3 separate regions of the Homo sapiens genome follow, and regions 1 and 2 are each linked to region 3. A link is a loop called in an ENCODE intact Hi-C map of the cell type or tissue named here. Cell type or tissue: PC-9. All regions are shown on one strand.

What was found. Hi-C counts contacts between places; a loop is a spot of excess contacts. Peaks named below come from ENCODE experiments on the same cell type or tissue, not always from the same donor. Only the 100,000 strongest peaks of a DNase experiment are listed, where the experiment ranks them.
Region 1: it touches region 3 in a loop (10-fold over the local background); 5 of 110 quality-filtered maps call a loop at or near these places.
Region 2: it touches region 3 in a loop (7-fold over the local background); 4 of 110 quality-filtered maps call a loop at or near these places.

Annotation. Positions count from the first base shown.
Region 1 is chr1:115,466,052-115,474,051 of GRCh38, forward strand. No RefSeq gene overlaps it. Among named protein-coding and RNA genes, the nearest start is that of NGF, 130 kb to the left of the region's middle. In PC-9, CTCF peaks have their summits at 3,837 (motif pointing left) and 4,040; a DNase peak (open chromatin) is centred at 4,270; H3K4me3 peaks cover 1,165 bases; H3K27ac peaks cover 3,846 bases.
Region 2 is chr1:115,711,778-115,719,777 of GRCh38, forward strand. CASQ2 (calsequestrin 2) reads right to left here. Exons shown (of 11, transcript NM_001232.4): 8 at 6,063-6,117. Among named protein-coding and RNA genes, the nearest start is that of CASQ2, 53 kb to the right of the region's middle. In PC-9, CTCF peaks have their summits at 3,336, 3,537 and 5,955 (motif pointing right); DNase peaks (open chromatin) are centred at 1,614, 2,334, 2,864 and 3,244; H3K4me3 peaks cover 1,024 bases; H3K27ac peaks cover 3,530 bases.
Region 3 is chr1:115,542,962-115,550,961 of GRCh38, forward strand. No RefSeq gene overlaps it. Among named protein-coding and RNA genes, the nearest start is that of VANGL1, 95 kb to the right of the region's middle. RefSeq lists an enhancer at 2,845-3,732. In PC-9, CTCF peaks have their summits at 3,379 (motif pointing right) and 3,595; a DNase peak (open chromatin) is centred at 3,130; H3K4me3 peaks cover 832 bases; H3K27ac peaks cover 3,142 bases.

The DNA of each region.
Region 1 (8,000 bases), 77 kb before region 3:
GGAGGGGGGCAGCATTGAGAGCCCTGGGTCTGACTCTGTCAGGAAACAAGCCTGGAGGGTTCACCCGTGCTCTGGATGTAATCAGGATGTAACGCGGGGGAAGCCAGTCAGGAGCAAAGCCAAGGTTAATACCAAGGATGGAGCTTCAAGGAGTTAGAAGGCAGGGTCCGGGCTGGGGGGCTGGAAACCTAGGTTCAGTGCCTTCCCAGCCCTCACTATCCCTAGGCAGTGCTGTTCCTCATGAGCCTCTGCCCCTGTGGCAGCCCACAGCCAGGCTAAGACAGGGCTGGGGACAGCATTCCTCTCCCACAGCCCTCCTTCCTCCCTGGTTCTGGTCTGAAAACCCAGTCACCCTTCACTCACCTAGCTAGGTACCAAGGGTAGGACTTATTACCGAGTGCCCTGCCATCTGCCCCAAGGTAGTAAATGAGGGCAGAGGAAAATTGCAACCTCCCCATGTTAAATGTGTAAAAGGAAAAAGACTCTGAGGCCACAAGGCTTGAGCGGATCACAGGGAGCAAGCACCAGACTGAGGGGAGGCATGGAGCAGTGGAGGAGGAGACTCCTTGCTGGGGACTCCTGCTGGAGCTCTGCGGCCCCTGCACCTTCAGTCCCAATGCAGACACTGGTGCCTTCAGACCAGCCAGAGATGGGGTGGCAGGGGTACAAGTGTTCCCACCTTCCTAACATCCCCAGTTTTTGGATATGTGATGTCATCCAATCCTCATGACCCAGACAAGGAGGATCCCATTCCAAAAGGTCAAGTGCCAAAGTCACACAGCAAATAGATCGGTGGCACATAGGTAGGCCTAATAGCTGTGTCTTTTGATTCCTGCCTGGAGGCCCTGCTAGGCACCCCTTGCTAGGCATTGTGGGAAACTCAGAGATGTTTGAGACATGCCCCTTGCCCTCAAGGAGTTTGCAGCTTAGCTAGTAAAAAGGGCACGCTTAAGATGGTAGCATCCACTCCTGCCTGTGAGAGCCTCCAGCCTGCCAGCCTGCCCTATGGATTTTGGGTTTGTCAACACCCACATGTCACAAGCCAATTTCTTGAAACAAAAAAAAAAAAAAGAGAGAAGAAAGAAAGAAAAGGAGGTGGGGCATGGGCACAGTTAGCTCTACCAGAGAAACAGCACAATACAGTGGTTAAAAGTAAGGCTTGTAGAGTTCAATGTTCTTGGTTTAAACGTCATTCCACTAGCAGAACTAATGAGGCCTGGAACCATGGGTAAGTTCCTTAACTGCTCAAGTCTCAGTTCATTCATTTCCAAAACAGGGATATTGGCAGCACCTGCTCCATGGGTTGCTTTGAAGATGTAATGAGATAATGTATGTAAAGCTCTTAGCGTGCTGCAGCGAACATTGTAAGAACTCTGCTGTCATTAGTACTAAGGGCAGATTATCATAAATGTTAAGATGTAAAAGGCAGCAAAAAGGCAAAAGAAAGGATTAAGGCAGCCTAAAGGGAGAAGAAAAATTATCCGTTCTGTGCCAAGTCCTATGGGAACAAGCAATTCATTAAGGCTGGAGGAAGGAAGGAGGCAGGGTTGGAAGAAGATCTCAGAGAGAAAGAGGATTTCAGTTTGGGGAGTGCAAATGGGATCAGAAGACCTGAAGGTAAGTAAGCGGGAAGGTTTTTTAGTAGTCATGGTTGCTAAGCCTGTAAAATGCTCCAGATTTCACGGGATCTTTTCTCATGTCTCATCTTCAATCACACTCCCAACAATCCAACATTCCCATTTTCCAATGAGGATATTGAGTCTCAGGGAAGTTGAGCGGCAAACCTTGGGTCATAAGTAAGAGTCTGAGCCTGAACACACACCTGACTTTTGTTTCCAAAGCCTCCTTTCCCTGCCCCAGGTCCCCAGGGAAAAATTGTTAGGCTGGGGGTAGGATGAGGGGGTGGGTGACCACAGGCCCAGGGCAGCCCCACCCACCTCCCTGTAAAGGTATAGGGAGGTGGAAAATGTCCTTCCTTGTTCTCTTCCAAAAGAAAAGATTCAGAAGAAAATTGGGCCAGGGGTGGAAGGGGAGTCAGGCTTTTGAAACACAGTTATAGAAATCTCTCAGCTGTTACGTGCAGAGCATCAGGCAGGGCGCTTCTTGAGATCTGCTTCCATGAACCCATTCTCAGGGTGCACTCATTGCCTTATGCACACTCAATTTACATTGACTGAGCAGTGGGCAGCTCATTTAATCTGCACAGAGACCCTCTGAGGTAGGTGCAAATATTAAGCCCATTTTCATAGAGGTGCTTAGAAGAGGCCCAGACAGGTTAAGTTGGTCAGAATCCCACAGGTAGTAAGAGGAGGTACCTGGATTCACATGTGCCCCCTTGCCCACTACTATGCCCTCCACACCATATGGCACCACCTCCACAAGCCTCAAGCTGTGCAGTGACAGCTGTGGGGCCCCAGGAAAAAACTGTGCAGGGGCAAAGGGAAAGGGGAGGCCAGTGTGGACGGGAATCCTGGAAGTAAGCTTCCTAGATGAGGTACACATGCAGGGCTTTGAAGGGTTAAAGACCTGGGAGGAAAACAGGAATTGGAGAAGGAAGTGATTTTCTGAAAGGGGAATTGGCAAAAGTAAAGTTTCTGGGCAAAAGGCTGTTTGGAGTGAATAGTGGGAAATGCATCATCTTTGGGGTAAAGCCTTCTCTGACCTTCCATCTCCCCATCCATAAGAGGAGAATAATGAAATTACCTGCGTCATGGGGAGGGTGAGAATCAAATAAGATCTTAATTGTGAAAATACTTTCTGTTTTTGTTTTTTTCTTCTGAGACAGGGCCTCGCTCTGGCACCCAGACTAGAGTGCAGTGGCACAATAATGGCTCACTACAGCCTTGATCTCCTGGGCTCAAGTGATCCTCCTGCCTCAGCCTCCCAAGAAGCTGGGACTATAAGCACATGCCACCTCGCCCAGCTAATTTTTTTATTTTTTGTAGAGATAGAGTCTCACTTTGTTGCCCAGGCTGGTCTAGAACTCCTGCCCTCAAGCAATCCTCCCACCTCAGACTCCCAAAATGCTGGGATTACAGGCATGAGCCACCACACTCGGCTGAAAATACTTTCTGAATATTAAACTGCTGTATAATTATGACAAGTCATTTTGATTATAACCTTATGCTGACAGGCATGAAAGTTGTGTTCATGTTGTGGGGCACAATGGTGGGACAGTAAATAGAATGTGCAGGGTATGAAAAAGAAAAAGTAGTGGAACTGAAGGACGACCTGCAGCCGAGAAGTAAGGGAAAGTCCACATAGGCATGGGGAAAGGCTACTTTGCAAAGCTAAGTTTGCCTGGGACCCTGGGGCCTCTTGGACAACAGCTGAGGGCATCTTCCTCCAGGCTTGTTTAAACAATCTTCATGTCGGTGAAGCCCAGGAGGTCTTTATGGAAATATGTCAGGCCCTTCATCAATTCTGAGCCACCTTCATTCCATTGAGCCTCATTTTCCACATCTATAAAATGGGGATAACTCAGCTAGTTTGCGGAGTTGCTGTGGGCAGTGCACAGGGGGTGTGCAGTGTTTGACATGCACCGAGAACAGCTCAGTATGCTGGGAGTTTCCTAGGTCTCTTTTTAAACTCTGCTTCCCAAAGGTGAGAGGATGGTATCTGGACAAAAAGCTGAGGAACTGGGACTGGGCCTAACCTCATCTTTCTTAAGGACAAGGTGCACAGGTGCTCTGGCTATGCCGACTTCTCCTTGCCCAATCCAGTTTAATCTGACCACCTTACCCTCTATCCCCTGGCTGAGTACCTGCCCCCAGGTGTCCCAGAGCCCCAGCAGGCTGTGGTGGGCTTCTGCTGCCACCTATAGGCCCCATGTGGCACTGCCTCCCCCTGTCCAGCATTGAGGCCGGCATTCCCAGCTTTCACCTCCTCAAAGGGGATGCCATTGCATGTTTCCTCATCTGTCTCCCTGCCTGCTAGAGTGCCTTAAAGGCAGTGATTATCTGCTTTACCTATATCTCCACTATCCGGCCCAGTGCAAGCGCAGAGTAGTTGTTCAACACGTGCAGAAGGAATGAATGAGAAAATGGCCTTGCAGTGATGGAGATCACAGAAAAAACAAGAGGAACTTAGTCGGGGGTTATTTAATGCCAGCACAGGTGACTCACGGAGGCTTGTAAATTTCCCTTCAGAGGCTTTAGGAAACAAAGTAATTCTTAAGTGCCTGGGTTAAGGTTAGGGCAGTTGTGCTAGAAGCAGGGGGTGATTCAGGGAAAGTACGGGTCTCTTCTATTTTTGTTTCACTTCCCTGGGCCAGGACCTCCCCCTAAAAAATGTCCACAGTCCAGGAAAGCCTGAAGGAGGGAGTCATAAATGTGGCCTGGCTCAGTGCCAAGTGGAGACAGTTCAATGAGGCTCTCCTGTGGCCCTTACCAACGACCCGGATGTGAGTGCCTGGCTCGGCCCCTCCTTCCTCCCTATCTCTTTTCTTTCTTGGACCCGAGGCTTTCTTTGCCTGCAAGGCCCACTCTTTCTCCATTGCCTTTAAAAAAAAACAGATTTAGGGGGTACAAGTGCAGTTTTGTTACATGGATATATTGTGTAGTTGCAAAGTATGGGCTTTTAGCTTAGCTGTCACCTGAATAAATGGTGTAGATTGTACCCATTAAGCAATTTCTCATCCCTCACCCACCTCCCACCCTTCTAAGTCTCCAGTGTTGACTACTGCATTTTCTACATCCAGGCATACAAATTATTCAGCTCCCACTTACAAGTGAGAACACGTGGTATTTGACTTTCTGTTTCTGAGTTGTTCCAAAAAAAAAAAAAATGGCTTCCAGTACCATCCATGTTGCTGCGAAAGACATGATTTCTTTCTTTTTATGGCTGAGTAGTATTCTACGGTGTACACACACACACACACACACACACACACATATATCATGTTTTCTTTATCCAGGCATTCATTGATGGACATTTAGGTTGCTTCCATATCTTTGCTATTGTGAATAGTGCTGCGATTTTTTTTATGTTCTCCACTGTCTTTGACTGAGGAGCTGAGAAGCATATGAACACCCTAGAAAATTCCCTTTATACAGCTGGAAAGCCTGAGACACATAAGGCAAGAAGGAGCTCAGAAACCAGAGTCAGGATCAGGTTTATAATCAGGCATCCAGGATCTGGCCCTCAAGCCCAAGTGTCACTGATGGATGGGGAGGGGAATGAGACCTCAGGCAGGGTTTTCTGTGACTGGCTGAGCACAGCTTGGCCTCTTACACACCAGAGGCTACTTAAGGGTCTGGACACCTTTCAGTTTCGTTTTCAATGTCTTTATTTTGCCCCCTTGTCTCACTGAGGCTCCCACTTTCTAGGAAGTCATAAGACAAGGCTAAGTCTCCACCCCAGTCCCTGCTGGAAAATGGAAACCCAGAGCACCTATATGATCTGCTGAATCCCACCCTGAGAGCCAAGGGTGAAACCAGGGGAGACCCAAAAGCCCAAGGCTTCTGCACTCCCTTGAGCAGCCCCCTTCCTTTTACCCCGACAAACCCAGTCCTATGGCAGGAGAGGCACTGGCATCTGCTATGGTCTGAATGTTAGTGTCCCCCAAAATTCACGTGTTGGGACCTAGTAAACAGTGTGATGGCATTACAAAGTAGGGCCTTCGGGAAATGATTAGGTCATGAGAGCCCCACCATCAAGAATGGGATTAGTGCCCTTTTAAAATAGGCTCAGGCAAGCTCCCTGGCCTCTTCAGTCATGTGGGGACACAGCAGCAAGATGCCATCTATGAAATAGAGCACCCTCACCAGATACTGACTCTACCAGCACCTTGATCTTGGACTTCCCAGGCTTCAGAACTATGAGCAGTACGTTTCTGTTGTTTACCCAGTCTAATGCATTTTGTTACAGCAGCCCAAACAGACTAAGACAGCACCCCACTCCAGACCTTCAAAGTTGCCTTTGCCATGGGTTCAGCCAACCTCTGGGTGCCCTCCACCCAGTGCAGCCCTTACACTGTTTGTGCTGAGCCACAGGACCTTTGGTGCCTCTTCCTAAGTCTCCTGCCCTGCCATGGTTGGGCAGTCCTGCCTCATGCCCAGCTAAATTCCTCCTGCTACCATTGCATCTGCTTCCTCCCTGCCTCTGCTCCCATTGGCCCTGAGAAGAGAGAGAAAGTTGTCTCCTAATTTCTAAATATGGTCACCAAAGTAAAAACTGTTCCAGGAGCCCCTGGTTCCACCCCGGAGGCCATATCTCAGTCTTTCTGAGATTGAGACAGGATTGAATTTTCAAACTCACCCCAAGCGGACACCTCCATTCCCATCCTTAGTCAACAATGTCTTGAGTGCTTAGTCTGTGTCCAGAATCCTCTTCCCATTCTGGTGGTAGCAATTATTTTAAGAGTATCATTTGAGACAAAATTGTCAGAGGTATAGTTACATAATAGGAGCTGAAAAACACAGTCTTTGATTGGTGAAATAATTTGTCCAAGTGCCTGACCCCAGGACCAACCTATCCTTATACCTAAGCTAAGTCTGCAACCATATTGGCCAGACCTACACACAGCCTGCCTCAGAGCCCCACTGCCAGGACCTCACTTGGATAGACCTGAGCCTATGCCTCTCTGCCAGAGACTCAGAATCACTAGGACTCCTTGGGATCCACCAGGTACATGGAGAATGGGACAGGATTCGCTATCCACTACAGTTCAGGGGAAAGTCAAACGCCTCCTGAGCCAGGACATGGTGACTGTGAGTGGGGCCACCCCAGGCCATCTGACGTCTGCTTTTCTTGTCCCAAGGCTCCCTTCCCTTTCAGGGCTCATGCCTGGGGGAAGGTGCCCTCTGGCCCACCCTAGAGCCTGGAACATTGAAGAACACCCAGCTCTGCTGGAGCTGCAAAGAAGCAGAGTCTGTGATGGAGCAAACAAGAGCTATTAGCTAAAAGCTGGGGGGCTGTAAAGGGGTTTGCCTCTCACTTGCATGTAGGGCAAGTGACATGGAGACCACCCCCTGTGAAGAGCAATAACTCATCTCACACAGAGATGGCCAACTTCATTCATTCATTCATTTCTTCATTTGTTTTCTTGTTCATTCATGGAGTCAATAAATATTGGGTGCTTATGTGCCAAGCATTGTGCTAGGCTCTTGGGGGTACAGCAATGAACGCAGTGAACAAGATAGAGCTGCTACCCTCATAGAATTACTCTCTAATAAGGAAGACATGAACCATTACGATGTGATAAGTGTTGCAGGCATACTGGGAGCACAGGGATTAAAACCGTAGATGCTTTCCAATTCTAGGCCGAGTTTGTGTGCTGGGTCGACTTGGGGGCACTGTTGTCAGCTTTTGAGAAGGTTTGTGATCTGCTCCAAGCTGCTGGGTTTAGAAAGATGGTATGAGCTGGAGACAAGGTACATAAGGGTAAGAAGGTGAGCCATAAGCCAGCAGCAGAGATGATAAAGACAGATAGGGTCAGAGTCCAGGGAAATCTCAGGTAAAATGGAGAGAAGTCTCTGGTTGGTGAGAGGAAGGGAGGCAGTGAGAAAAAGCCACTCTGCAGTCCGGTATGGTCTTGGGAAAAACCGTTTTAAAGGAGGGGGATGTGGGGTAAGGGCAGATGGCAAGCAGCTAAGAGGTAGATATTGGTGTCAGGAAGTAGAGGTTGCAAATGTAGGCTGCCCTGAGAAATTCAACAGGAAAGGGAATGTGGTGGGTAGGAGGTTGGGGGTGAGATCCAGAGAGAAGCAGGGTAAGGAAGGGTGAGGGTTTTTAAATGCTAGGAGATGCCTGAGTATGCTTATAGGTGGGGGAAGAAGCCAGTGGAAAAAGAAAGACTGAAAATCAGGAAAAAAGAGGAGATAATTAAGAGCAGAGGAGCCTGGAGGCTCTGGGAGGGATGCAGAGAAAACAAGTAGGAGGAAGGCAGGCTTCCTTGAGGAGGGGCTTACCTCTTTATCCCAAGGAAAAGGAAGGAATGTGAGATCCTGAGGTATGAAGAGGGAATGGGAGAAACTTGTGCTAACACATGCACTACGTAG
Region 2 (8,000 bases), 170 kb after region 3:
CTGAGTAGCTGGGACTACAGGTGCATGCTACCATGCCCAGCTAATTTTTGTATTTTTAGTAGAGACGGGGTTTCACTATGTTGGCCAGACTGGTCTCGAACTCCTGACCTTGTGATTCACCCGCCTGTAATCCCAAAGTGCTGGGATTACAGGCGTAAGGGTTTTGTTTGTTTGTTTGTTTGTTTTCAGCAGGCAGGTATAATTTGAGTTCCCACAACATCTTAAGCCCAGAGCCTGAGGCTGAGACACAAGGGTGAATAGGACAGGTCCTCTCTCAGAAAGACCTTGTTGGTCTCTAGACCAGAGCTCACTCAGTAAATATGGAATTCTCAAAAAGCAGCCCAGCATCTGAACTGGATCCTTTGGGAAACCTCAGAGGGACAGACAAGGCTGGGAGCTCTCCTCTCACAAGATGGAATTGCCAAGAAGTCACCCGTGAGAGTCAGACATCCGCGTAGGACAGGGGACATTGTCTGGGCCCCACAGCTATGAGACGGCACTTGAGACATGTGAATACGCTACCACTCCTTACCACACCCTCTTTCTCTGCCTGTCTTCTCCTGGCGCTAAGATCCCAGAATTGGTGAAAAAGTCAAATGATATGGTGTTGTGATGAAGAGAAGCTTAAGCTGATGGTTACAGAGCCCAGACTCGGGGCTGGACTGCTGGGTTTGAATCCCAGTTCTATCACTGATTAGCCATGTGAGCTGGGGACATTATTTAACTTCTTCGTCCCTGTACTTTATCATCTGTACACCGGGGAAGATGATAAAAACAGCACCTAACACGTCGGGTTGTTGCAAAGGTTAAATATGTTGATACTTGTTAAGTGCTTGGAATAACATTCAACACATAGTAAGAACCAGGCCAGGCACAGTGGCTCACACCCATAATCCCAGCACTTTGGGAGGCTATTGAAAATACAAAACTTAGCCAGGTGTGGTGGCCCATGCCTCTAATCCCAGCTACTCGGGAGGCTGAGGCAGGAGAATCGCTTGAACCCGGGAGGTGGAGGTTGCAGTGAGCAGAGATGGTGCCACTGCACTCCAGCCTGAGCAATAGAGGGAGACTGCCTCAAAAAAAAAAAAAAAGAAAGAAAGAAAGAACCAAATGTTAAATTTGGTAAACCAAACTTAAAATCAAAAGCTCAAGGAGGCAGTTAGTGGTCCTACTTGAGACAATTGGTCTCAAAAAGATTTTTACAAGAACCTGAAGCAGTGGAAGCTTGGATGGAACAGAGCTTGGAGACGTTCCTTCCAGGGCCTGTCACTAATTCTGTTCCACGTGTGCAGACAGCAGCCTTTCCTTGCATTTCCAGCTTGTTAGCGCTAATATTCCCAGTGCCCTTTGAGGATATCCATCTAGCATGCACTCATGTAGAAACGCTGCTTTGCAAACCTTTCATCACATGTTATAAAGAAGATGTCAGCCTGACACAGACACATCTAGGGGTGGTGAGGAAGACAGTCATTCATTTTCAAACCTGTCAGACGAGCGGCTCTGGCGGGCACTTTGAGCGCAGGAGCTGGAGGAAGACTGGCAGCACCACCAGGCAATGGGCAAGAGCACAGGGCTAGGAAATGTCCTTCCCAGCCAGGCCTGCCTAAGGGCATGGGATGAGTACAGCAGGAGAGATCTGGCGATTAGGCTCGAGGGCCAGGAGAGCAGACTCTGCCTCCTGGCAGGTGGAGGTGGGAGTACAGGGTTGCTGCCTTCCCTCAGCTTCCTACCCTGGGTGAACTCAAGCTCTTGGCCATGAGGATCATGTCAGAACTGCTGGGGGAAGAAAGTGGTTGGGGCAGCTGGATCACTGGGACATGTGGTTGTTGCTGCTGTGTAATCTTAGATCCCAAACCTGGACAGACAGTGGGAGGAAGCCTGACTTTTCTTCCCTAACTAGGCTCTCAAGCTTCCAGGTGGTTTTGTGCTCTTCTCACCTCCGCCTGCTCTGCCTGCTCGTGTCCCCTTCCCCAGTACATGCGGCAGCACTGCACATGCTCAGAGCCTGCACTGGCTGGGGCATTGTTTGGAGTTGGTGTGATAGGGTGGACTGTGCACAGGAGGGGCCCTTGGGAAATCTAAGCTCGATTTCCCACTATTCCTATAACCCTGTGATCCCGAACATGCCACTGCATTGCCCTGGGTCTCCGCTTTCTTGTCTTTCAAATGTTGGAGGTGGAGGAGATGGTGAAGGGCAATAGAGAGGCAGGAAGGAGGATCGAATGATCACTTAGCATAAGGCCCTGCTACAGACGTATATGCCACTCAGAGTTGCTAACCTGACGACTTCATATAACTCTATGGCAGGGCCTTGTGGTTAAGGGTGTGGGCTGGGAAGCCAGACATCCTCAGCGTCATTCCAACTTCATGCTTCCCAGTGAGGTAAGCTCTCTCAGCCTCAGCTTCCTCAGTTGTAATAAAAATAATGCCTTCCTCATGGGGTTCTTGTGTACATATAAGTACACAGTAAGTGACAATCATCATCATCTTCCTCATAGTCATGATGTATTTAGAGGTCAAGATAGCCTGCTTGAATTTGAATCTTGGCTTAGGTATAGTGAGTGATTTGGGCAACTTATTTAACCTCTAAAACTCACGTTCCTCATCTGACACTAGAATAATAATCATCATGCACGTATTACAGAGTGGCTTTAGGTGCTAAATAAGGTCATCTACATAAAGCTCCTAGCACAGTTCCTCAATACTGTTAGTTCTTTAAGAAGAACTGTATTATTTTCCTGGAGGTATGATCTTCTTCCTTGGGGTGGTGGGGTTAGGTGTTTGGTTGGGGTGAAAGGCCATGTCTAACTTGTTAGCAAGAGCAAAGGAATGCAGAGGGACTGTTTTGCAGGAATGACATTCCTAGTCCTGCAGTCAGGCCCATTGCCCCAGGTTACACATCAGTGCTCTGCAGGTAAATCACTGATTAACCACAAATTCAGAGTCAGGGACTTTCACAGACAAGTCTTTCCCTTTCCCAACCCTGAGTGGCAAGGCCCTTGCTCACAGAAGATGCTTCTAGAGCTCCTCCCTATCCCCCTGCCCTCACCTCAGTGCATGCTTACAGCTTCCCAGTACAAGCCCCAGCTTGGGCTCTTTTGGGGAAAGGCACAGCTTCAGGCCCAGGGATATTTGTGCAGGGAGGAGGTGGAAGTAGTTTCTGGAGCTTGATTCATTACAGCAGCAATCTCGGTCAAACAGGTTCTTACAACTTCAGGGAGGCCTCTTTGTTCTATTGTTCCAAAGAGCCAGACAGGCTTCCCCACAATCCTGGAAGGTGGCAGGTGAGGTGGGGAAGGAGCCCTCTGGAGTCTGGCCAGCAGGCTGCTGCCTATGGCAACTGCATCTCTGTTCACATAACACCAGGGATCCGATTCTGTTTGATTATAGCTTGTAAACCTTAGGCAATTGGCTTCCTTTGCTATTTGCTCCTCCAGGGAAGAGTGGTGGCCGGAACCTGTGGAAAACCCACTGAAACCACACTAGCTTTTTCTTGAGAGGTGGAGACAAGGGCTAGATCATGTTGAAAAGTGAAAAAGACAAGAGAGTGCTCAGATAATTCAGAACATAAATTTGGTTTTGATACAATGGAATATTATTCGGCCCTTAAAAGGAATGATATGTGCAATGTCATTGGGACACCTTGAAAACATCATGCTAAGTGAAAGATGCCACACACAAAAGGCTACATATTAAATGATTCCATTTATATGAAATGTCCAGAATAGGCAAATTTTAGAGATAGTAGGTAATTCCTGCTTGCAGAGGTGGGTGAGAGAGAAATGGGAGTGACTGCTAATGGCTATTTATCAAAATGTTCTAGAATTAGATACTGATTATGTTTGCACAACTTTGTGAATGTCCTAAAAACCACTGGAATCTTCACTTTAAAAGGGTTACTATTATGGTATATGGATTATATCTTGATTTTATAAATTATATGATAAAAAATGTGGGTTTCACTCTGTAAGAAACTATGGAGGCTATTAGTGTATTGCCAAAAAAGGGAAGGAAAAGCTGGTCTGCCAGTGAAGATTTTGGGGCTCTGTCTTGGTTGGTCATCTAACTCTCTAATCATCTGCCAGACAAATATTTATTGGGCGCCTACCACGAGTCAAGACATTGTGCAAGAATCAGCTATATATTGATGAAAAAGGCGATCTGTTCACCCTTCATGATCTGCCACTAACTGTGTTCTCTTGGGCAGTTTGTTTAACTTCTCCAAACCGCTGTTTCCTGATCTGTCTAGTGGAACCATCTCTAGATCTCTCCCTATGAGTATACAAGAGACTGAGGTCCCCAGCAAATACCATGAAAGTCTACATTCCCTTGACTTCTCTGGTTACATTCTGGGTTGTCCCAGGGTTTCCAAAATGCACTTCAGAATCTGTGCTTCCACTTTCTCTTGGGGACTCTCTGTCTCACAGAGCACTGCCATAGGGAATTGCTACCTGCAAAATCAATTTTCCTGCACTTCACTCTCCACTGGTGTTGAAAAGAGTGAAACCAGAGAAAAGTTGTCCAAGTTCCAAAAACAAAGTTACCCATCCATTTACAGGGTCATCTTGCACTTTCAAAATAAGCTGCTCATTTTCCCCAGGTCTCATTATTTAGGGGAATGTTTCCTACTTCATTTCCTAAGCACAGACAATATTTTATGGATTAAAGTATACATTTATCCTATTTTCAGGTAGAATTGTGGTTGATATAGGCTAGATGGCAAAATAGGTAAATAAACTTTTAATGTGAACAGAAGTTCACACGTGCACACACACACAAGCACACACACACCCTGTAAAGCTGGTATGTTTTAATATCTCCCCCAGTGCCCAGTGTACCTTTCTATGTTTGGGCAGCAAAGCAGAATGTTTGAGGTTCTTGAAAGCATCTCCAAAAACACTTTATAAAATCAACTGGAGAAAAAAATAAAATCCCGCTAGGCTTCCCACACCATCGGCAGCAATCGTGAAGCTGGCTTGCCCTCTGGCCCACTTCTCTTCACTGTGTACTACCCCAGGATAATGTAGCCCTTGTCACAAGACTTGTTGTCCCTTCTCTGTTCTATAGACAAAATTTAAGACATGGTGAGATTAAAAGTGATATGGTTTGGATCTGTGTCCCCTACCCAAATCTCCTGTTGAAATGTAATCCCCAATGCTGGAGGTGGGGCCTGGTGGGAGATGATTGGATCGTGGGGGTGGTTTCTTATGATTTAACACCATTCCCCACTTGGTATGAGTTCTCACAAGATCTGGTTATATAAAAGTGTGTGGCACCTCCCCACCACCTTGGTCCTGCTCCTGCCATGTGAGATGTCTGCTCCCGCTTTGCCTTCTGCCATGAGTAAAAGCTCCCTGAAGCCTCCCCAGAAGCAGATACTGCCCTGTTTCCTGTACAACCTGAAGAACTTTGAGCCAATAGAAGCTCTTTTCTTTATAAATTACCCTGTCTCTGGTATTTCTTCATAGCAATGTGAGAATGGACTAATACAATAAGATTTCCATTTGAGTTTCTCTTTTAGGTTCTGCATACCAATAAAACTACTGACATCAGCTGGTCTAAAAGGCTGAGCAAGGAGCTGACTTATGGAAGAATGCAGTTTCCACATCCTCACGATTTCATCCCCTTACCCAGATCAATCAATGACCCCAATTTTCCAGGCCCTCACCTTCCATGATCCTCTTAAAAACCCTTGCCCAGAACCCCTTGAAGAATTGGATTTGTGGCCTGAGAATCCCTCCTCTTACCCATTTGGCAGCCTTGCGATTATTAAACTCTTTCTCTGCTGCAAATCCCACTGACTCAGTGTGTTGGTCCATTGCTGTGCAGCGCTGTAGGAACCTGGTAGTCTATAACATTCTGATTTGTTCACACCTTTTCTTCTCTTAGCCGTGTGCACAATTGAAAACGAACTCATACTTAATGGGCGACCACCAGGGGGTGCCCAATATCTTGCAGTTGCATTGTGGATGGGATGTGAGAGAAGAGAAAGGTGAGGGCTGGCAAAGGTGAGAAATCAGTTCTTGCTAGAGCTGTAAAAGAGCAGGTTGAAGGTTTCCTACCTGGATCACTCTTCTCTGCAAAGGCCACAATGTGGATCCCATTCAAATCATCTTCCTGTATGAGAAAAGTAACAAAAGTTACACTTCCAGCTGGAGGGATGCAAAGGACTGAGCCAGGGACAGGGACTCAGAAGCTGGAATGGGAATAGGAGAGGTAGGGAGAGGTGTGGAAGCGGGGATGAACACAGAAGCACAGAGGAGTACAGCGGGGCTCACATTAAGGAAGGAATGCTGAGGAGCAACTGCCAGGAATGCATAGGGTTTGGATCAGGGACTCAGATAAATGAGTTTGCAAGACAGGAAAATACCAACCACACGCAAGACATTAGCACTAAATGAGCCTCACTCCTGTGGTCTGGTGGTTCCAGGAGTGCAGCAGTAAAAGGCAAAATGAGAAAGAACATGAGTCTGGTTTATCAGGAGATCTGAGAGCAACAATGGCTCTGGAGGCAGCTCAGTAAAAGCAGCTGTCAGTCTCTGTTTCAAGAATTTACCACTGGCAGATAGAGTCAGTGATACACCAGATTATGGAGGCTTCTGAATGCTGTGGACAGATCCTGAAACTATATCCAAATGGATGGCAGACAGGAATCATTGAGGTCAATTAGGATGTGGGCTGGTGTTGTTCACACAAGAATCACAGACAAGGGTTGTGCTTCCCTGTTAGGACCCTGCCTACAGAACCCATGTAGTGTGTAGGGGACACTGCTAGAAGTGGCCTCTAGGTGACTTCCTTGAAGTCCTTGCCCAGTCAGTATAGGCCTCCAGTGCATTTCTGAGGCTGCAGGAATTGTCTGGAATTTGAGCGTAAGGAAGGTTGAGGGTGTGCGATTGAGAAAAGTGGTGTATGGCTGTGGGGGCAGGGGCAGGAAGAAGAACCTAGAGAGAGTATTTTAAGTCTATGGGGCAAACAAGGCGCATTTCATGTCTCTACACCCTGGGCAGCAAGGACCCTATGCCTTGTGTCTCCTTTGCAATGATTATTCCTGGAGAAAGAGGAGCTAGAGCTTGGAAGGGGCTCTGCTATCACAAATGTGATTCTCAGGAGACTTGGGGAGGAATATGTGTGAGAAAGAGGCACCTGGGGACAAGGCCGAGTGCATAGTGATGATGAGACATGGGGAGAGGTATGCTTTGGGCACCCTGAACATCATATCAGAATCATCCTATGGAAAAACCTCCAGGCGTCTCAACCTTCCCATGATCTCTGTTTCCATTTCAATTGATTTTAATGCTGGCGCAATCCTATCTAAATGCTAATTTTTTTCCTTTGAGTTTGGAATGGACAAAGCCTCCACAAATTCTAAGAAAGATTAAATGGAAAATATTATTATTAAAAACAAGACAGTGGGCACTGCCTTGGTCAGATTCTCTGGAGAATTTAATTTTACAGATACGCATGTGTGTGCCTGTGTGTGCCGGCTTATTACACAAATCGACAGCAACCAGAAGGGGAGTCTGAGGTTTCACTGTTTTACATTTGCTATTATCGCCAGACAGAATATCCCGATCAGTTCTCATTAGGCTAGCCTGTGTCTCTGTCTCCTGCCATCAGATGGGAGTGAGCGCTGTTAATTCTGTGAAGCAGGCTTCATTTCTGTGTGCCCTGCTAGAACGCATTTGGAATTGGCTTTAGAATTAAGAATCCATATTTGTTTTCTAGAAGGCTGCTCATAATACGGCTGTCACTCCCCAGACCCAAGATGGTCCCTGGAGGGAGCACTGTCACCAAGGGAAAGAGCCTGTCACTGTGTGCGTCACAAAGATTCAGCATGCAGACCTGTATTCCACATCCACAAGGAAGCAGGCCAGCGCTAGGTGCCAGGCATTTTCAAGTAATAAACTCACAGAGCCAGAACCCATGGGCAAGCTGGCAAGTTGGGGTTACTCAGTGAGAACCCAGCTTGCACAGGGGAGGAATAGCTGTGCTGACTTCAG
Region 3 (8,000 bases):
AGAAGGAAAGGGAAGGCTTTCAAGGACTTGTTTTTATTTTTATTTTTTAGAGATGGGGGTCTTGTTATGTCACCCAGGCTGGCCTTGAACGCTTGGTCTCAAGAGATCCTCCTGCCTCAGCCTCCTGCGTAACTGGGACTACAGGAACATACCACCATACCCAGTTACTTTCAAGGATCTGAATTCAGGTCTGTTAGTCTCCAAATAACTGTACTTTTAACCACTACTCCTTAAGAATTTGGTCATTCAGGATTAAGTTTAGCTGTATAACCAGAAACTCCAAATAATAAAAGTTTAAATTAGATACAAATTTATTTTCCACTCACATGAAGAAGTCCAGAGGTAGTCAAGTTGTGGCTAGTGAATTCTATTAGGGGTTCAGGCATCTGCAGTGTTCTTGCTTTGTCCTCCTTAGCACAATGTTTCCACCACTGGGTCCAGAGTGGCAGCCTGAGCTCAGCAATTCCATCTGCATTCCAGCCAGCAGGAGTAAGGATGAGGAGAAAGGGCATGTTTCCTTCCTTTGGGGGCGTTTTTTAGACGATACATACCAAACTTCTACTTGCATGTCATTTGCCATAACTTAGTCAATGGCCATACTAGCTGCATGGGAAGCTAAAAAATGTTACCTTTGTTTTGGGCAGTGAAGTGACCAGCTTAAAATTAAGAAATTGATTACTAAAAAGGGAAAAATGGTTATCAGGATACAACTAGTAAGCTCAACTACAACTGTTAGACCTAAGTCTGCAATGCTAAGCCACATAGTAAATGATGAAAAGTCAAAAGTAGAGACTTGAATATATGATGTAAATTTTTCTAGGTCGCAATTTTATGCATGGTTTAATGTTTCATTTTTGTCCAGTTGTTAAACTGTTTGCTAGATTAACAATATTCATCTTGAATGTAAAATGTTATAGCCACTATGGAAGACAGTTTGGTGGTTCCTCAAAAAGTTAAATCTAGAATTACCCTATGACCCAGCAATTTCACTCCTAGATATATACCCAAGACAGCTGAAAATATATGTTCACACAAAAATGTGTACACAAATATTCATAGCAGCATTATTCAAAATAGACAAAAATGTAAACAGCCCAAATGTCCAGTAATGATGCATGGATAAACAAAATGTGGTCGGTCCATACAATGAAATATTCAGCAATAAAAAGGAATGAAGTACTGATACATGCTAAGACACAAATGGACCTTGAAAGCATTATGCTAAGTGAAAGAGGCCAGACATAATGGCCACATATTGTATGATTCCATTTACATGAAATGTCTAGAATAGGGAAATCCACAGAGACAGAAAGTAGAGTAGCGATTGCCAGGGAATGGTGGGAAGGAGGCACAAGGGTGAGGTTTCTGTTTGGAATGATAAAAACGTTGTAGAAGTAGATAGTAGTGTTGGTTGCACAACATAATGAGGACACTAGAAATCACTGAAGTGGATACTTTAAAATGGTGATTTTCAGCCAGGCATGGTGGCTTACGCCTGGAATCCCAACACTTTGGGAGGGTGAGGTGGGCGGATCACTTGAGGTCAGGAGTTTGAAACCAGCCTGGCCAACATGGTGAAACCCTGTCTCTACTAAAAATATATATATTAAAAAATTAGCCAGGCATGGTGGCGGGTGCCTGTAATCCCAGCTACTTGGGAGGCTGAGGCAGGAGAATTGCTTGAACACAGGAGGCAGAGGTTGCAGTGAGCCAAGATCGTGCCATTGCACTCCAGCCTGGGCAACAAGGGCAAAACTCTGTCTCAAAAATAAATTAATTAAAATAAAATAAAATGGTGATTTTCTGATATATGAATTGTATCTCAATTTTAACAAATTATCTTTGGTTCCATATGCAGCTCTTTAAAAAGGAAAAAAAAAAAAAAACCCCTGATAAACGTTATGTGTATGTGTGGTGGGAGGCAGGTATTTTATACACACAATGGTTTGGTTAATTCTGATGTTTGTAAACAACACAGATTAATTCCAACTTTCCCTTAATGTCCTCAGAATCATATTTTAGCTGTAGGAAGACAAACATTTAAATTTTTGCTTGTATTTCGAATTTTTCCTAAGGATGCCTGTTATGGTCTGAATGCTTGTGTCCCCCCAAATTCACATTTTGAAACCCTGCCCCTTAATGTGACGATAGCAGGAGGCAGGGTCTCTGGGAGGTGATTAGGATAAGATGAAGTCATGAGGGCACAGCCCGCTTGAGTGGAAGTAATATCTCCCCAAGAGAGCTTGTTTCCTCTCTCTGCCGTGTGAGGACACAGACCAACCCTGGGACAGTGTTGGAGGGGAATGCAAAGGCGGCAGGATCCCCGGGAGCCATTGAGGAGGCTGCTTGCCCCGTGGAGACAGCAGAAAGCAGGCTTGACAGACCCAGAAACCAGAAATTCAGAGTGATGGTTGCCAAAGTGCTGTCACTCAGCCAAACAGGGACCTGGCTCAAATGTTGCAAAGTGAAGCCTGTATCTGCTCCACAGGAGCCACAGGCCAGAGGTCCGGCTGTTGGTGCTACTCTGGGACTATCACTCAGGACAGCAGGCACAGGCGAAAGGCGTCAGACCTGGAATGAGACCGCTCTGAGTGCCCCGTGCCCCTCACTCCCTCCGTGAGCCTGGAGAAGTCTCGTTCCCTCTTCAGGCCCCCTTTTGTAAAAGAGACGAGGCAACTGTTTTTCCATCTGGGCTCTCTGGGCTCTCTGGGCCTCCTGGGATCCGAGGATATAGGACCAAGGTAAGCTCTAGTTTCATCAGGTCTCTTTGGAGTTCATTTAAGAAAAAAATAAATAAAAGTGTACTACTGATCATTGATAACAAAAAGACAGGGCAAGCTTGAAGGCCACAGCACTACGGGAGGGTGATGCACCCTCTGTCTTCGCTTTGAATGCTCTGATCTCAGAATCAGTAAAGCCGTGGCTGTGGGATCACTCTCAGTCATGGTGAAGGTATGCGAAGAATCTGCAGTTATGTTCCATCATGTGGTTTGCTAACCAGAGGGAAATTACCCCTGTATCAGATGCCACAATAATTGTCATTCAATCATTTTCTTGTTGCCCAGAAGGGGAGTAATCATAAAGGAAGGGTGGTGTCAGCGGTGTTGACATGGGGCCAACATATCTGGATGGAAAGTGAAATCTCAGTCAGTCATCCAGGCTCAAAGCCCAAGCAGAGAGGCCCCCGGGAAGGAGCACAGGGCTGGGAGTGAGTGTGGGGCTGAGAAAGGGCTGTGCCAGGAGGCCTCCCTGCTCCACATTCCTCACCTGCGATCCCTCACAAGATGACCAAAACAACCCAGTGAAACTGCCTTGCTTGGAATACATACGCAGGAGGAAGTGCCCTAGCCACAGGAGGCTGTAATACACTAGAGGGCAGTGGTGCCCAAGGCCATAGGGAGGGAAAGTCCCATGGAATGCGGGCAGCCTTTCCCTCAATCCCTCTGACCATTCCTGTGGGGGAATGCAGGCCCAGGGTTGCCAGATTTTCTCATTTTCCAGTAGAAGCCAGAAACATGGGTTTTTATGTGACATTTTCCCATTTTTAAAATACTTTGCAGATCAAACAAAACATGTTGCTAGGCCAGAACTGATCCATTAGCCATCAGTCTACAACCCCTGAATTCCAAATGAGTGACTTCATTTTAATGAAAACACCAAGAAAATTAGGTAAAAGTGTTCATTCTCCTGAAAATTTGGTCCCTGGGAGCACATTATTTATTCAATCATCAAGTGCCTACTGTGTGCCAGGTACAAATAGAATGCTAGAAGTTTTCTATTTTCTCATCTCTTCTCTGACCATAGGTCTTCTTTTCTCTGTTTCATTCATGAACTTTTCTGTATATGGGAAAGTGGGAAGAAAAATAGAAGGGAAGAAAAATATAGGCCTGGAAAAAAAGTTTGGCAAGGTGTCATTCCACAAGTGGAGGGTAAAATTGTGTCTCCAAGTCCACCGTCTTCATGCACTGAGCAACTAGCACAGAGCTGGTCACCTGGTTATTGAAAGACACAGCAACAATTGTAGCATATGTTGGTTGGTCACCCATTACCTGCCAGACCCAGTGGTGTTATTATGTTACTAGGCGGTGAATTTTAGTCCTCATTATACTTCTATGAGTCAGGGACTTCCTTTTATCACAGGAGGAAACTGAGGTCTAAACAGACTAAGTAACTTGCCCAAGTTCATAGAGCTCTCAAGCTGTAGGCCTTAGATCTTAATGAAGTTGTGCCTGACTCCAGAATACACACCTTCACATTGTACTGAATGAATGAATGAATGAATGAAGAGTGAGTGGATGAGTAAGCTGAGGCCCTGCTCCCTCTCCCCCTCATCTTTCACCCTCCATTCCCACCCTGCCCTCCCAACTCATGTGCTGGTTCTGAGACTGAAAGATCAGAATTACATTTTTGCAGATTTCCCAAAGGAACATTGGGGCCATCACTCCCCTTAGTGCCTCAGGACACTAAGCTGGCTGGGGCATTGCCATCTGCCTTGGCCCTTCAGGAGATGTCAATGTCTAGATACCCACTTAGCTTCCTTCCTGTCACATTGATACACTCAGCATCATTTGCCTCTGAAATATGTTGTGTGAAGGGGAAAGATTTGAGAAAGCAGCATGTTTTACAGATCAAGAAGATTTCTTATTTACCAGTGTGCTAGTTTCTGTTATTTTTTTCTGTACCCTAGTGTATAATCAGAGCTCATAAAAGTGCTACCGTGTGGGAGGTCTACATTTCCTCTCTATTAAGCATCCCCAGATGTTCATAGATCCTGACACTTCATGCCTCCCGCCTTCTTTGGTTCACCTTCCAGCCTCACGGCTCCTCTTTGCTTCAGTTGAGGAGCCAAGCATGTCCCACTCTGTGGTTCACTAATCAGTCATCATTCCCCAACGTCGCAACTCAACGTCTGCCTAAAAGTCTGTTTCCCCCTTTATGTGGTCAGGTGTCTGTTATCTGCTCATATTCAGAAATCACTCTTTTATGAGAACCTGACTACCAACTGCAGATGGATTTCCTTGCTGCTTTTGGAAATCGCTGATAGCACTTCCTCCTTGGTGCAATCAGAGGAGTCCCTGTGTGGTACATGCTGACCCAGTGGCTAGACAGGGGTTCATCAAACATTTTTATACATTGCGGTTGGCAAACTCTCAATTTCAGGAGATGCTGTGATGAAGCAAGGAAACACTGTGGTCCTCCAGATAGGTCTGATGGTCTATTGTTGCAAAGTATCATACCCAAAGGATGCTTGGGATGGCCCAAGTAGGGGCTTTTCCCATGAATCCAGTCAAGGACCAGCTCCACAGGCTTACGGCTCTGGCCTGAGGGCTTTGATCTTTATAATTTCAGAAAGGACAATGCAGGGGCTTAGGATGATCCAAGACTTGGAGTCTGCAGAACCGGGATCGAATCTCACTCTGCCATGTACTAGTTCTGTGATATAAAGAAAATCACTGAAATTCAGGGCTTCATTGTCTTCACTTATGAAATGGGAATAGCAAGAACAAAAATCACTTCACAAAATTATTGTGAGAATTAAATAAGTGAGTATGTGTGGATGTATTTGGAACAGAGTAAGCTTTTATCAAATATTAAATGAATTTCCGAAGTGAAAAAAAATGAAGATGTCCTCTTTCATTTTCTCTTCTCGCCATTAAGAAGAGAAATAGCATCGCCACAGGTGAGGGGCCTGCACCCAAGCTCAAGAACCACTCTGTTGGCATGATGGCAGGACTCAGGCCATCCTAGTCCTAGTTTCTTGACTCTACCTAGCCAAGAAGTCTTGTGTCACTTCTTTACTCCTTTATTTTAAAATTTTATTATAAAAATTTTTAAACATACAGAAAAGTAAAAAGAATGGCATAATGAAGAATCTACTAGCTAGTTCCAATTATCAGCACTCTGGCATACTATAACATGAATGCATATATATGTATGTATAATATGTACACATGTACACACACACACACATATCTATTTGCTAAACTATTACAGACATATTGGTTCTTCATTCCCAAATACTTCACCAAGCATCTCTAAAAGTTGTCATTGTTTATATAATTACAGCAATATTATGCAGTAACCAAATTAATAGTTCCTTAATATCATTTATTATCTAGTTCATGTTAATACTTCCCCAATTATTTCCAGAATATATATTGTAACATTTTTAGAAATGGGGATCCAATCAAAGATGCATTTGGTTGTTAAATCTTTCAAAATATGTAACAGACCACTTCTCCCACTCCCAGCCTACTGCCACACACTTTGTTCACTTTCATACTAAATTCGACCCCTGGGCTATGACAGTGATCCATCAGCTGGCATCAGCTGGCACTTGAGCTGGCTTCTGAAGCTGGCTTGGATTGACAGAGCACAGCAGTGTGTGAAAGAGGCCTGAAAAAGGGAGCAGCATGGGTAGAGACACAGAAGGAGGGGGGCCTGGAGTGTGTATAGGACACTCTGAGCTGTTCAGTCCAATTAGAGGGCAGGAGTGTCCTACTGATACAACCCATCATGGTGGAAAATACAAACTTGTAGTCCATTTCCAGAAAGACCTAACTTGTTGTCAACCATGGGTATACTAGGTATCCAGAAGTCAGAACAAACATTTCTTCACTGTTACCTTGGAGTAGAGCTGCCTTTCCCTCAAAGAGTTACTGGGAGGTCTCTTTCCCCTCTAGTCTTCCTCCTTCATGTTGGACTCCTCGGCCTCTAGGACCTTGGCTTAAGTTCACTGCCACCTTCTTAACCTTTGTTGCCAAGCCCCATGTCCCTGGAGCTATGCTTTCATTAAAGAGCAGCCTCTACCAGGCAAGCTGGTGTCTCTCCTAGTAAACCGATTGCCTCTCATAGCTTTGATTCCTTATCATGCTAAAATGCACTAAGGATAGGGATGGTGAGAGGCAAGAGGGGTGACGGGAGCAAAGAACCCTGCACTGATAATTGAGACAGGCAGAATTCCCAAGTGGTAGAAAGTGGGTTTGGAAGCATAGGTTGAATTTGGTCACCAAGAATTTCTGAGCAAGGGAAAAGCCTAGTACGAACACTTGAAATGTGTCAATCTTGGAGTGAAGCATAAAGTAGGCTGGAAAGAAGTAACTAAATATGGGGAGATTCCGGTGGAGAGGCTATCTGGGAAGTGGTAGGTAACTCTGAAAGCATGAATACCACTATCCAAAGAGAATGCTGAGATAGAGAACACTGCTAAGGATGACTCTTCAGGGCACACCCATGAACTGGGAGGTCAAAAGAAGCACTGAGGAGAAGGTAAAACCAACTCATTCTGAGAGGGAGGAGGAGAACCAGCCCATCCCTGTATAACAGTAACAAGTGGAGAGATTTTCCAAAAGGAAAGATTGGTAGTAGTATCCCATGAGGAACTGCTGTTGTAGAGATAAGACCTGAGCAAGCTACTTTGAATGGGGTGTCCAACAGGCAACTTCCTTCAGGCCACCACTGGTCCATTGGCATCTGTCTTCCTTTCGGGGTCCTCCTCTGCCAGCCATATTCATCTCTCCACTGAACTCTGGGTCCCATCCCCTTCTGCCCCCTCGCTCAATCAGTCTCCCATCTCCTGTCTTAATCCTCAGCCAATGAAGAGGCTCAAGACTCTTCTATCTTAAAAATGTAAACCAACCAACCTCCCTCAATCTTACATCTGCATCCAAATCTTGTCTTCACTCTCTATTATGCCACATTCAAACTCTTTGAGGAACTTATCTGTGTCCATTTCATCTCCTTTCATTCATTCCTTACTGCTGTCCCTTTCATCAGTGCTATCCTCATTAGGTTCACTGATGCTCTCCATACTTTTCAGTCCAACAGGCAATTTTCTGCCTGTATCTTATCTGGCCCTGTAAGTCATTTGATAATATTAATTAATTTCTTTTGCTTACGATCGCCTCCTGCCCTGCTTCCGAAACAACACTTCTTCCTATTTCTCCTCACACCTCTCTGTGTGTTCCCTCTCCATCTCCTCTGCCTTGAAATGTGTTGGA